Linked DNA regions of Homo sapiens: region 1 is linked to region 2. Evidence: chromatin contacts called from ENCODE Hi-C data. All regions are on one chromosome and are shown on one strand. Each heading gives the region's core, a stretch centred on a gene start or an enhancer-like site at or near the end of the contact. The rest is flanking DNA. Distances are from core to core; before and after follow the strand shown.

Region 1 (6,199 bases), core at 22-2,521, 2.2 Mb after region 2:
CTCCCCATCTCTGCCTTAGGTGCCTACTCAGCAACTTCTCACCACTCACCTCCTGTAGGTAGAAAAAGAAATTCAGCAGAAAAAAAATAACAACTAAAACCCAAAGCCCCAAGTGCAAATGAACTCTTTTAAATAGGTGTAGAGAAAGGATTGGTGGCTCAGCTGTTAAGGAACATTCAGGAGAGCCTGCAACATATTTTGTTCCAAGTAAATGTCTAGTTCAGAGGACTCAGCAGATAAAATATCCTCTCTCTAAAAAGAACTGAAATTACTGAAAATATGTGCACATTTATATCATTACACATGGCCCAAACTGCTCTGGTGAGAAAGAAGGGGGTACATCTGAGCGACAGGGACATGTATGTGTCCTCGCCCCAGGCCCTGAGTACATCCACCATGGCTGAGGGTTAGATCCTCACACATTTCAGTCCCCTGGCTGCCAGCCTACCTCTGCTTGAAAATTTATCCACGTGGTTCCTCCTTTGGATGCTCACAAATTGTCAGGTGCACACTACCACACCCAGCTAATTTTTTTTAAAGAGATGGGGGTCTACTATGTTGCCCAGACTTGTCTCAAACTCCTGGGCTCAAGTGATCCTCCAGCCTTAGCCTCCCAAGTAACTGAGATTACAGATGTGAGCCACCGCACCTGGCTCTTTAATTTATATTAGCCATTTTCTATAATTTGCTTAATTAAAATAGGAAAAGAAATAATTACTTAATGCAGTTTGTTGGGGGACGGCTGGCTCAGCGCTGAGAGAGGTGGCCAGGGAATGGTGGGAGCTGCAGTGGTGGTGGCAGTGGCTGGGGTGATAAGCACAGCCTGGGGCTGCCCCTCCTCGGGGGCCATGCTGCATTGCACTGCATGGGTAGCCACGAGCGAGTCTAGGACGCAACGGGAACTGTGGAAGGTGCATCCACAAATGGACCAATGTGTGTAATGATGGAATCTCCTTACTAACCATTACCACTGCCTCTCCTTGATAAGTGAGCCAGAGAGTGAGTGGGTCAGGGGAGAAGAAAAGAGGTCAACATGAAGCTAAAGCAGCGAGTCATGCTGTTAGCAATTCCTGTCATCTTTATCTTCACCAAAGTTTTCCTGATTGACAACTTAGATACATCAACTGCCAAGCAGCGTTTCACTACTTGATCCCCTGAGGGCTTTTCACCGAATGATGACTGGCTTGTGGATGGAGCTGTCACCCAAGTTGGACCACACGTTGCAGTCTTCCTAGGAGACTGCAGCCCAGTGGGTGGTTCCCCAGGAAGTGTACTGTGAAGAGACACCAGAGCTGGGGGCAATCATGCATGCCATGGCCACCAAGCAAATTATTAAAGCTGATGTGGGTTATAAAGGGACACAGCTGAAAGCCTTACTGATCCTTGAAAGGGAACAGAAAGTTGTTTTCGAACCTAAGTAGTATAGCCGAGACTATGTAGTGGAAGGGAACCATATGCCGGTTATGATAGACACAATGCGGAGGTAGCAGCCTTTCACTTGGACAGGATTGTGGGTGTCCCAGAGCCCTGCTGATGGTGGGCAGATCCGTTCATCTTCAGACAGAGATCAAGCCTGTTACCATGGAGCAGCTGTTGAGCCCCTTCCTAACTGTAGGACACAATACTTGTTTTTATGGGAAGTGTTATTACTACCGAGAAACAGAATCAGCTTGTGCCGATGGAGACACAATGGAAAAATCTGTCACACTTTGGCTTCCAGATGTGTGGCCTCTCCAGAAACACTGACACCCGTGGGCCAGGACTTACTGAAAAGGCAAATTGGCCAGGTGGGAGTATGATGAGCGCTACTGTGAGGCTGTGAAGAAAACGTCCCTTTATGACTCTGGCCTGTGCCGCCTGGACACCATTAACACAGCTGTCTTTGATTACCTGATTGACAATGCTGACTGCCATTACTATAAGAACTTTCAAGATAATGAGGGCGCCAGTATGCTCATCCTTCTTGATAACAACAAAAGCTTTGGGAACCCCTTGCTGGATGAAAGAAGCATTCTTTCCCCCCCTCTATCAGTGTGGCATCACTCAGGTGTCTACCTGGAACAGACGGAACTACCTAAAGAATGGTGTGCTGAAGTCTACCTTAAAATCTGCCATGGCCCATGACCCCCTCTCCCCAGTGCTCTCTGATCCTCGTCTGGACGCCATGGACCAGTGGCTCCTGAGTGTCCTGGCCACCGTGGAGCAGTGCACTGACCAGTTTGGGATGGACACTGTATGGTAGAAGACACAATGCCTTTCTCCCACTTGTAACTCTCAATAAAAAATAAGTGAAACTTCTTTTTACAAAGATAGAGAAGCAGCACAATCAATTCCAAATGGTATGAAATGGATTGGAAATGGCCAGCAGCAAGTTCTGGTGACAGGGGACAGGGTGGCCTTGGATGTCTTTGGTGTTTTCTGTAGTAGAAACTAAAGCAAAGACCACAAGTTTCTGAGCATGGAGATGTTCCTGCTGAATCACCTTCTGAATTCCTCAGCAATTGCCCATTCTAGCAATAGGCATCATAGTTGGTCAGTCTTAATTCCCAGGCCAAAGGACAATCAGACATTTTCATAGATGAATACTGGGATTGGCTCTGGAGTGTGTGTTTTGAGTGGAACATTTCAGTCCTTTCTCCACACCGGTGCATATTGTGGAAAAATATATGTATACATTCATGACTAAAATCTATTAGAACACAAGGTTCCCAGTACAGGAGCTTTCCAAGAAGATTCTACTTTTTAGCTGGTCCTGAGTCATGCCCTGTGAGGCATGGAGCACAGAGTGGAAACAAGACCAATGTGGTTCCTCTTCTCATGGCACTCATAGTCCAGAAGAGGGGCACCAGTGAGTGATCCCACATCCATACGAGCACGTTGTGAAAGGCGGGTACAGAGCATGGTGGGAACACATATGAGGGACTCTTGGCCTCCTAAAGGAAGAGGCCTCTAAAGTGAGACCTGAAAGTCAAGAGGAGAGGTGAGGCAGGAGGGAGATAAAGGAGGAATTTCCAGGTGAGGGCCAGAGCCAGAGAAAACTTTAATATGGTTGGGACTTTGAGAGTAGTTCCCAGTGCTACAGAGGGCCAGGGCCAAGGTGGGAGAGGTGGGGAGAGCAAGATGAGACTGGAGAGGTGGACAGGGCCAGGTCACAGAGCCCAGAAGACCCAGTGAAGGATTGTGGCTTTATCCTGGAGGCAGTCAGGTTTTAAGTAGGGAGCGGCATGGTTAGCTTTATATTGCAGAAAGATCACTCAGGTTGCTTTTATGAAAATAAGTTGAAGAGGACAAGACAGAGGGGAAGCCTATTCAGATAAGCAATGATGGAGTTCTATCCAGGGTGGGAGCAGTGGGGGCAGGAGGATAAGAACACAACCTAGAGGAGGCAGGGCAAGATGGCCAAAAAGAAGCCTCCACCGATGGTCCTCCCTTCCGGAACACCACATGGAGCAACAATCCTCACAAAAAAAAACCACCTTCATAAGAACAAAAAATCAGATGATCAATCACAGTACCTGGTTTTAACTTCATGTCACTGAAAGAGGCACTGAAGGGGGTAGGAAAGATAGTCTGGAATTGCCCACACCATCCCTCTGCCGTCCCCCAGAAGTGACCACATGGTATGGGGACAGAATCTGTGCTTTTGTGGGTGGGGGACACGGTAATTGTGGGACTCTGCATTGGAACTCAGTGCTGCCCAGTCACAGCACAATGAAAACTATGTAAGAGGCCAAACTGGCACGATTTAGCTTCTGAGTTAAAGATACATGTTAGGGAGCCTTCAGCATATACAGCCCATCATTGAAGCTGAGCAAAGCTGAAATGAATCAGGAAGACCAAAGGGACCTGAGTCAGAAGCCTAAGAAACCCTAACCTATAAAAATGGACAAAGAAACAGGAGCTGGCAAAGGTGACCTTGAAGGAGAGAACAGGGGTACCCAGGAGGGAGCAGCCTCATGACAGAAAGGAAGAGCAAGCACTGTTCATGAAGGCACAGTCAACAATGTCAGATGCAGCCAGCAACTTCAGAAATAGAACAACTGCAAAATGTCTGCATGTTTGGTGGGACAGAGGCACCCGGAAGCCTGAGGAAAGCCGGCTTAATGGAATGGTCGGGGCAGAGCTCAGATTCCCTGAGACTGCAGAATGACTGGGAAATTAGAACGTGAAAGCAGGGAGCATCGAAACCCTTTGGAGAAATCTAGCTGTGAAGGGAGTGAGAGACATGAGGCAGCATTTGGAAATGGAGTTTGAGTATTTTCATTATTTTTGTTTGTTTAATGATGGTGGAGACTTATTTAAATCCCAATGGGAAAGAGCCAGCAGAAGAGGAGAGACTGAAGAGAAAAGAGGGAATTATCTATCCTCTCTGGAAGTGGGAGGCATGAGGACCCACAGTATATGTGGAGAGATCGTCTTTAAATGGTGGAGAGACCTCTCTTCCATTGTATCGTGACAGTGGGAGAAAATAAAGGTTTTTGGTTCATTGGTCAGAATTAGAGGGAGTTCTTATCTACTGGTTTTTGTTTTCTGTTTTTTGTTTTGTTTTGTTTTGTTTTGTTTTTTTAGTTAGGAAGCGCTATGATCTACTGAAAATGAGGGAAGGCTCTGCCTACAAAGTCTAAAGTTTGAGGAGGGTGGAGATAGCTTGAAATAGAAGGGAGAGAAAGCTCAACTGTGAATATAGAAGGATTTCCAGGCAAGTTGAAGTTGAAGATCATGAAATTACGGTCCTATCAATCTGCCTAGATTTTGTATCCCTCTATCTGCCTGGAATCTTTGTCCACCAGCAGCCTTCCTGGCTTTCAGAGAAAGGAAGGCACGCCACGTCCACTACAGTTTCAGGACTAACAGACCTGCTGGAAAGGTCCGGTAGGGAAAGTTCTCAGCAGCATTTCCCTCCCCTCCCTTTACCAAGCATCTAAGGCATGGCCAGCAGATACCACATCTGTAAATGTGAGACATGAAATTTATCCATAACAGGTTTTACCCACATCCCTTTACTTACAGCATTTACTCATTCATTCATTTATCCAGCAATATTTATTGTACATCTTCTTACCATATGCCAGCCTCTGTATTAGGGGTACATTGGTCAAAAAAACACTGACCTGGCCCTCAAATAATCACTATTCCTGGTTGGAATTGAGTTCTATAAACAGAGAATTACAGTCGATTACAAAGGTTATTAAAGAGCACAAGCAATATGCTACTGAGCACAGAAAAGAGAGCAACTAAAAAAAGGTTTTACAAATTTTTTTGTCATCCTCAAGCAGTCTTAATGTTTTCTCCAAAACTAAAATATCTAGGTGGTAAAAGAACTTTTTCAAAAAAAGACATTCAGACAGAGTTAACACCTTTTGTATTTATGAAGGTATTTAAAGATCATGCAATTGATGGAGAAACTTTGCCATTACTCACAGAAGAGCATCTTCGAGGCACTATGGGATTAAAGCTAGGGCCGGCACTAAAAATTCAGTCACAGGTATGGTGATTTTATATAACTAATTATGTATTAATGGCACAAAGCTTAATACAAATATGTTACTTTTATCTTGTTGTAATATAAATAATACTTATTTAACTTCTTTATTGCTTTCCCTCTGTGGTTGAGGACATAATAGAAGTGAGGGACCCTGAAAACATTGGATGGGATGGTGGTACACATTCCTAGATATAACTGGGAAGATGATAAGCAAGGATGCACTGGTAAATGTTTAACAAGTAGTTCTCTTTGAAAAAAAATGAGCCCCAATTTGTAATATCTCCAATTTCTGTGGTGTAAATTACTCCCACCGTGGCTGAGAAACTCCTAATGTCACTGAATACTGTCATCCTCCGAGAAATCATCATCCCACTCGGGAGTGCTGCCCTCCTCGCTCCGGGCCCATGACACTTGGGGGTGACTATCCTGAAATGGGAAAAGATGCATAGCAGCACCCCACTTTAGAGTATTTCTACCAGATACAATCTCAAATATAATAGGTGTGAATAACGTCAAGAGCAGAAGTAATAATAATAGTAAAATAATTAGGTAAAAACAATTAAAAAGTGATGAGCCTTAAGCATATATTACTTTTGTTGTACATAATTTATTTAATATGATGCTTTGACTTAATTTTTAATAATGATGTATTTAACAACTGGCTTGCAAACTTCCTAAACATTGAATAATTGGCTCTTGTGAGTTAGCCAACCC
Region 2 (5,685 bases), core at 2,102-4,601:
CTAAGAAATAATGTCCAAAAGCTGACATAAGGCTCCTGCAAAGTTCAAAATGAGAAGAAATGCAGACACTGGTGAGCTGCAAACCACGTGTACACATAACTCTGTGAACTCCTAATTATCCAACGTGCAGAGATCTAAAGTGACAACAGTACCGCAGCATGTGACTGAAAGATGATAACAACAATACAAACATTAATCCACCATCCGAATAGAAGAAATATCAAAACTATAATTGGCCTCAGAGATAAAGAGTAGTGGCAGAAATGAACCAAGAACAAAATCTAAAACACACTGAACAAATGCATTACATTAACTAATTTCCAAAATTTCCTCATAGTTCAAAAGCTCTTTCCATAATGACAGAGTTACATGCCAAAGGTTAGAACTTATTTCATACCTCCTTCAACAAAAGGCAAATACCTACATTGTCATCTAGAAAACAGATTAATATTCTTGCTTTACCATCACTGACTCATGTTCAGTTTACGGTCTACTTACATCACTGCACCTTTCTTAATCCAGCACAAAGTCAGTTATCACCACATAATTTTCCATTTGTTTAACTGGGTCTTCCTTGTCTGTGTACTACATTACTTATGGTACATTATTCCTGATTTTACTTCATTCTATAGTATCATACTTTTTCTATTTTAAAAATCGTATTAATTTCCAGACCATCTTAATTTCAACCATCAGGGAAGATAATACCTCTGTTCCGAAAAAATGTTTTTCCATTAAAAAGTGAAGCACATTGTTGATAATATAGTAACTGCAGAGTACATTCAAAATTCAGCATAGTCTGATGATCAACTTATATATAAAACAGTAAGCTATGATTTATTACATGTTAAGAGTAAGCCATGATTTATTACATGCTAACCTGTATGGATATAAAGTTATCACAAATAAATTCTGCCATCAATGAACATACTCTAACAATTCTATTAAAAACTTATCCAATAATAATAGTCATGAGCTATAACTGGTCATAATCATTATAGAGGATAAGACTTGCATAAAGGCACTACTTTCTGCAAGATATGAACTATACGTGTACTGTTTTTTCATTCTTCAATGTAAAGTAAGAATGAATTGAAAGTCACAGTTGATGCTAAGAAAAATAAAAATATGCAAGAGCCCAATTTTATTATTTGCAGACACACACACAAATACAGCCCAGAGTCAAGAAAATGGGGGAAAAGTAAAGTCTCAAAAAAGACGATGTTACCTCCAAGAAATGCAAAATACCTTCTTTTCTAGTAATGGGCACACTAAACTCTCCTAACGCTACATTATTTGAAAAAAGTGTAGTTTTGTGAAAGAATTCCAATCCCACTATTATCAGTTTTACAAAATGAGAGTAAAAACAGTCCTAAGGTAGAAAAAGAAAAGAATATTCTTCTAAGGATGGGATATATTGTTTAACTGTTGTTCTCCCATCCTATTACCTACCCGTAAAAATGAACTGTGAGAGTAGAGTCTATCATTTAATACACCCCTAAAAAAAGGGGAAAAATCTGTAAAAGTTGAAACTGGCCATTTTTATTTTTTCCAAAAGGATCTTTCCTTTATTGAGGAATTTCACTCCGGTTCAAGAAACAACTTTTTATCTCACAATGGCTTCTTAGATATACTATATAAAATACATTTACTTTGTAACTTCCTCCACCCTTTTCAAAAAGCACAACCAACGTCCCTACTCTAAAGCTGGACTCGAACCGAACTAGATTCAGAAAGTCTGTCCCTACGTGTGTGACCTTGGGCACGTCATATAATCCCTCGGTTTCCTCATCAGCATCCCAAAATGAAAGCGCTCTGAAAGCAGTAAAGGAGTAAAAACATACCTTAGGTATGACACCTAAGAGGGTCAAGTCTTTCTGTTTAAGGCAAAATTATCTCCTTAGAGGGCCACATCATTAAACTGGAACTGAATCCGTAGACCCCAACATTTGTCTCTTCCTTCTTCCAGTGCTCCTCTTCCCTCAAAGGGCATAACCCGAGTCACCCCCAAGAGCCGACTCCCAAGCACCCTTTCCTTCCTCCTCCCTTTTCTCTTACTTACAAAGCAGGGGGAAAACAGCAGCCTCACCTCTCGGTCCGAAGCCACACCTTCAAAGGACCCCACCCCAGGCACATCCGCCCTGTCCCCTCTCCCGGGGCACCAGGGGCCAACCTCGCCCTTCCCCTCCCGCCCCCACCTAGAGGAGACTTCCTGGAGGCGTTCGGGCCCAAGCCGGCAGGCGGCATTTACAAACCCGCTTTACGCCACTCGCGTAGGGTAACCTCGCTTACGCCCGTAGGGCCCCGCTCTCAGCCCCGTCCGCTCCGCCTGCCAGAACCAAGCCCAAGTGCCTCAGCCATGGCCCCTGCGTGACCCTAGACCTCTTCTGCTCGGTGCAGAGCTACGGGGACTGGGACAGAACAGCTACACCTTACCAGCAACTGAGGCACTGACTTCACTTCCCACCTTGCAGCCCTCTTCAACTCCCGGATCAATTCACTCCGGCGACGCCGGAAGGACCCAAGAGGAACCAGGCGTTGTCCGGAATCCTGCCCAGCCGGAGTCGTGCAGAGGCTTATGGGGACTCGTAGTCCCGCTCGCCGGCGTTGTCCGCAATTCCTGCAATCGGAAGACTACACTTCCCGGCAGGCCATGCGGGGGATCCTGAGGCGATGGGTGGTGACACTTCTAGCCAATAGTAGGAGAATTCCCTGCCTTTGCGGGAGGAGGTGAGATGAAGAGAGATGGTGCACGGAAAGGAGAGGAAGGGCGGGGCAAGCCCTCACCTGCGCCAATCAGGGTGCGGAGTAGGCCCCGCAGGCGCCTCACCCATTGAGGGGGCGGGCTGACAGAGCAGAGGAAGGAAGGGGGTGAGGGGCCTGTGGTGGGGATCCTGGGGCTGTCGGGCTGAGTATGCCGTGTGGGTGGAGAGGAAGCCTCGGGGAAATCGCCCAGGTGAAGGGAGGGCTTGGTGTGGGGACTTGCACTGGGCAGAGGGGCAGCTTCCCTGAGAGCAGCTAAGCCCCAGGCACACCGGGCATCCGGACACACAGGTCGGGGAAGGATAGGCTGAGCCGGGGCTCCCAGCAGAGACGCCTGGGTGGGGCAGGAGGCCGCTCCAGGTGTGAGCCACAGAGGAGGGGAGAGGGACCCCCACGGGAGTGGAAGTGGCAGAGCAGCTGCAGAAGTGCAGGGAGCGGAAAGGTACCAGGGCAGCTGCTTTCCGCTGCCTCCGGTCCGGGCAGCTGCAGAAACAGCAGGGGGAGGAGCAACAGCTGCCAAATTCGCCAACTAGAGGAGGGAGAGGCGGAGCTTGGGTCCCTGTAGAAGCCAGAGGCGCAGTCTGGACTGTAGTTTCCCGGGAGAGACGAAAGCAGGAACGAGAGCGGAGCGGAGCACAGTCCGCCGAGCACAAGCTCCAGCATCCCGTCAGGGGTTGCAGGTGTGTGGGAGGTAAGCGTGGGTCCTTCTTCGGGGCGTCTGCACTGCCCTGGAGAAAACGTCTTCCAATAGGAATTACATCAAGACACAGCTAAAAGAGTCCGCGTTGGGTTAGGAAACCGGTGCAAAACCTCTCGGGTGAAAGATTTACATTTTTCGACTTTAAGGGCAAAAAAGCAAAAGGAAGCTTGACTCTGGGTATAAAGGGCGTGGTTAGTGTTTTTGGTTTGAGTTGCACCAGTAAAACTGTTCTGGGAGATCTGAAGATTGAGAAAAATCCTGCTAATTGAGGACGAGGTGGATGTTATCTGGTGGATGTTATAGGTGCGTAGCCTATAAAAAGCAAAAATTTTGCTATTGATATAGAATAACTTCTGAACTATTTCACTAGGAAAATAACTTTGCATTCTTCTTCAGTGTCTACCCTTTACGTTGGTTTATCAGATTGTCCTGCTACCGACCTGTTATCCAGGGTGGTTATTTTGCAGTTTCCTAGAATTGCAAGAAATCCGTATTAAAGAAGCAAGTGCAGGCAGGAATAGTCAGGATAGGATGGGCTCTGACTTAATCTATCAAAAGTATAACTTTTGCCAGCAATAATGTAAAAATGAATTTTAATGAATGGATAGTTAGCTTTCTTCCCAGTGGCTCTGGAATATTGGAACAAAGACCTGGATTCAGCCTACAATGGAAACATATGGTGTACCTCACTGCTGCTCGTTAGTTTCTCATTTGTGTCCGATAATATGTGTACATTTTAAAAACGAGTACATGGAAAGCTGTGTGGGAATCTTTTCTCTGGGTAGAGAGTATGTGCTGAAGGACTACCCTTAATATGTGTTATGATAGTGGGTTCAGTTTAAAACACATGTAGTGTCATAAAATAATAGTTTATTCTCGGTATTAAACTATATGTGCATTCAAAGCAACGTTAATTGTAATACCTATGGATGGAAATAAGTTGTAATGCTGGGTAAAGATGAAAGTCTCACCTACCTTTGTGTAATTATGACAAAATTACAGCCTTTTATTTTTAGAGAAGTAGTAAGAAGCTATTTTCCTAGTTCATTTTCATTTTGTTACAGAGGTTCCCAGATTACATGGCTTTTAATCATAGTAGCATATTGCAGCAAATTTTGCTCTGAAATGCTTTCATTGTGACAGTTGCATATTTCAGAGTCTGTCTCAATACTTTATGTTTTTTTTTAATAACCAGGGTCAATAAAATGGAGTAATTGTCTTGTTTTCTCCTATTTCTATGCTTTCCTGAGTTCTCGGGATTTTAAATTTTATTTTTGTAATGCATCCCAAATTTCTTTTTGAAAAGAAATGGCTCAAATGAATTCTCTTCCCAGATTAAAGTTCAGTCCTACTGAGTGCTACTACCGATAAGCCTAAGTGACTTTTCAGTGTGTATACTCTTCCCTCCCACACTCTCACATACCATAGAAATATATAGACAGATAGATCATAGAAAAACAGCTGCTTTTTAATTACCCCTAAGCAAATCAGCTAAGTATCAAAAACAGCAAAGAGCTTAGAAGAAAGAAAAAGCAACAGTAGCTGCTAAACTTAACCACTATAAGGATCAGGTTTTATCTTTGCTACAGCACTGGAGAATCTATTAATTCACATAGCTGATATGGCCCTGTGAAAATGATTTTGGGGGTAAAAAAAAAAGTGGGTATTAGGGTGACACATGGAAAAGACTGTGTTTGCCCTTGTTATTTGTGATTAAGTGGATTGTCTTGAATCAGTCTTAGATTCTTTCTCAGACCCTACTACTAATTCATTTTGTAAAACTGAATAATTGCTGTCGCTGGGTTATTTCCCCTATGTAATAATTATAATACTACCAATGAAATTCTTTCCGAGCCTTTATTAAAAGATCTGTTTGAAAGAGTTTTATTGGGAAACAGTTAATAAGCAAGCAAATGGATAGAAGATAAATATCTAAACAGTTGAAATTAAGATATACTTTGAATCTCAGCTCTTTATAGGTCTTCTGCTCTGAGACACGGTAAAGGATAGAATCTGATTAGGAATGAATGAGTTTGTGGTATTAAAGTACTGATTTTTTTCACCTGTTTCCAAGATTTGGATCCTTTTTACTGTGTCAGTAAAAGAGATTGGGTTTCAATATCATTTGAAAAAAGACCATGTTTTTATATGAGAGAATATCATTGGAAATATATGGCATTTATTTTTTACCTTGCACTCTTGATTCATGTTAGTTAATATTC

The links. A loop is a pair of places that touch in the nucleus more often than their neighbours do. Pooled maps may share reads with other maps.
Region 1: a loop to region 2 is called in a pooled map, with 4 times the contacts of the local background. The contact joins the enhancer-like site here to the promoter of SERPINI1 in region 2. A Hi-C loop is called at or near these places in 2 of 37 single-sample maps with no recorded cell type and 4 of 50 pooled maps.

What each region holds. Positions count from the first base shown.
Region 1 is chr3:169,930,965-169,937,163 of GRCh38, forward strand. It overlaps SAMD7 (sterile alpha motif domain containing 7), which reads left to right. Exons shown (of 9, transcript NM_001304366.2): 8 at 5,375-5,485. It also overlaps the pseudogene FAM20BP1. Among named protein-coding and RNA genes, the nearest start is that of SAMD7, 22 kb to the left of the region's middle. RefSeq lists a silencer at 4,436-4,538. Within about 2 kb of position 1,272, at least 4 of the 41 ENCODE cell types and tissues checked have a DNase peak (open chromatin) inside an H3K27ac peak, as active enhancers do.
Region 2 is chr3:167,732,370-167,738,054 of GRCh38, forward strand. It overlaps SERPINI1 (serpin family I member 1), which reads left to right and starts at 3,352. Exons shown (of 9, transcript NM_001122752.2): 1 at 3,352-3,454. PDCD10 (programmed cell death 10) reads right to left here and starts at 2,523. Exons shown (of 9, transcript NM_007217.4): 1 at 2,293-2,523; 2 at 1,845-1,981. RefSeq lists a silencer at 2,155-2,284 and an enhancer at 2,335-2,774.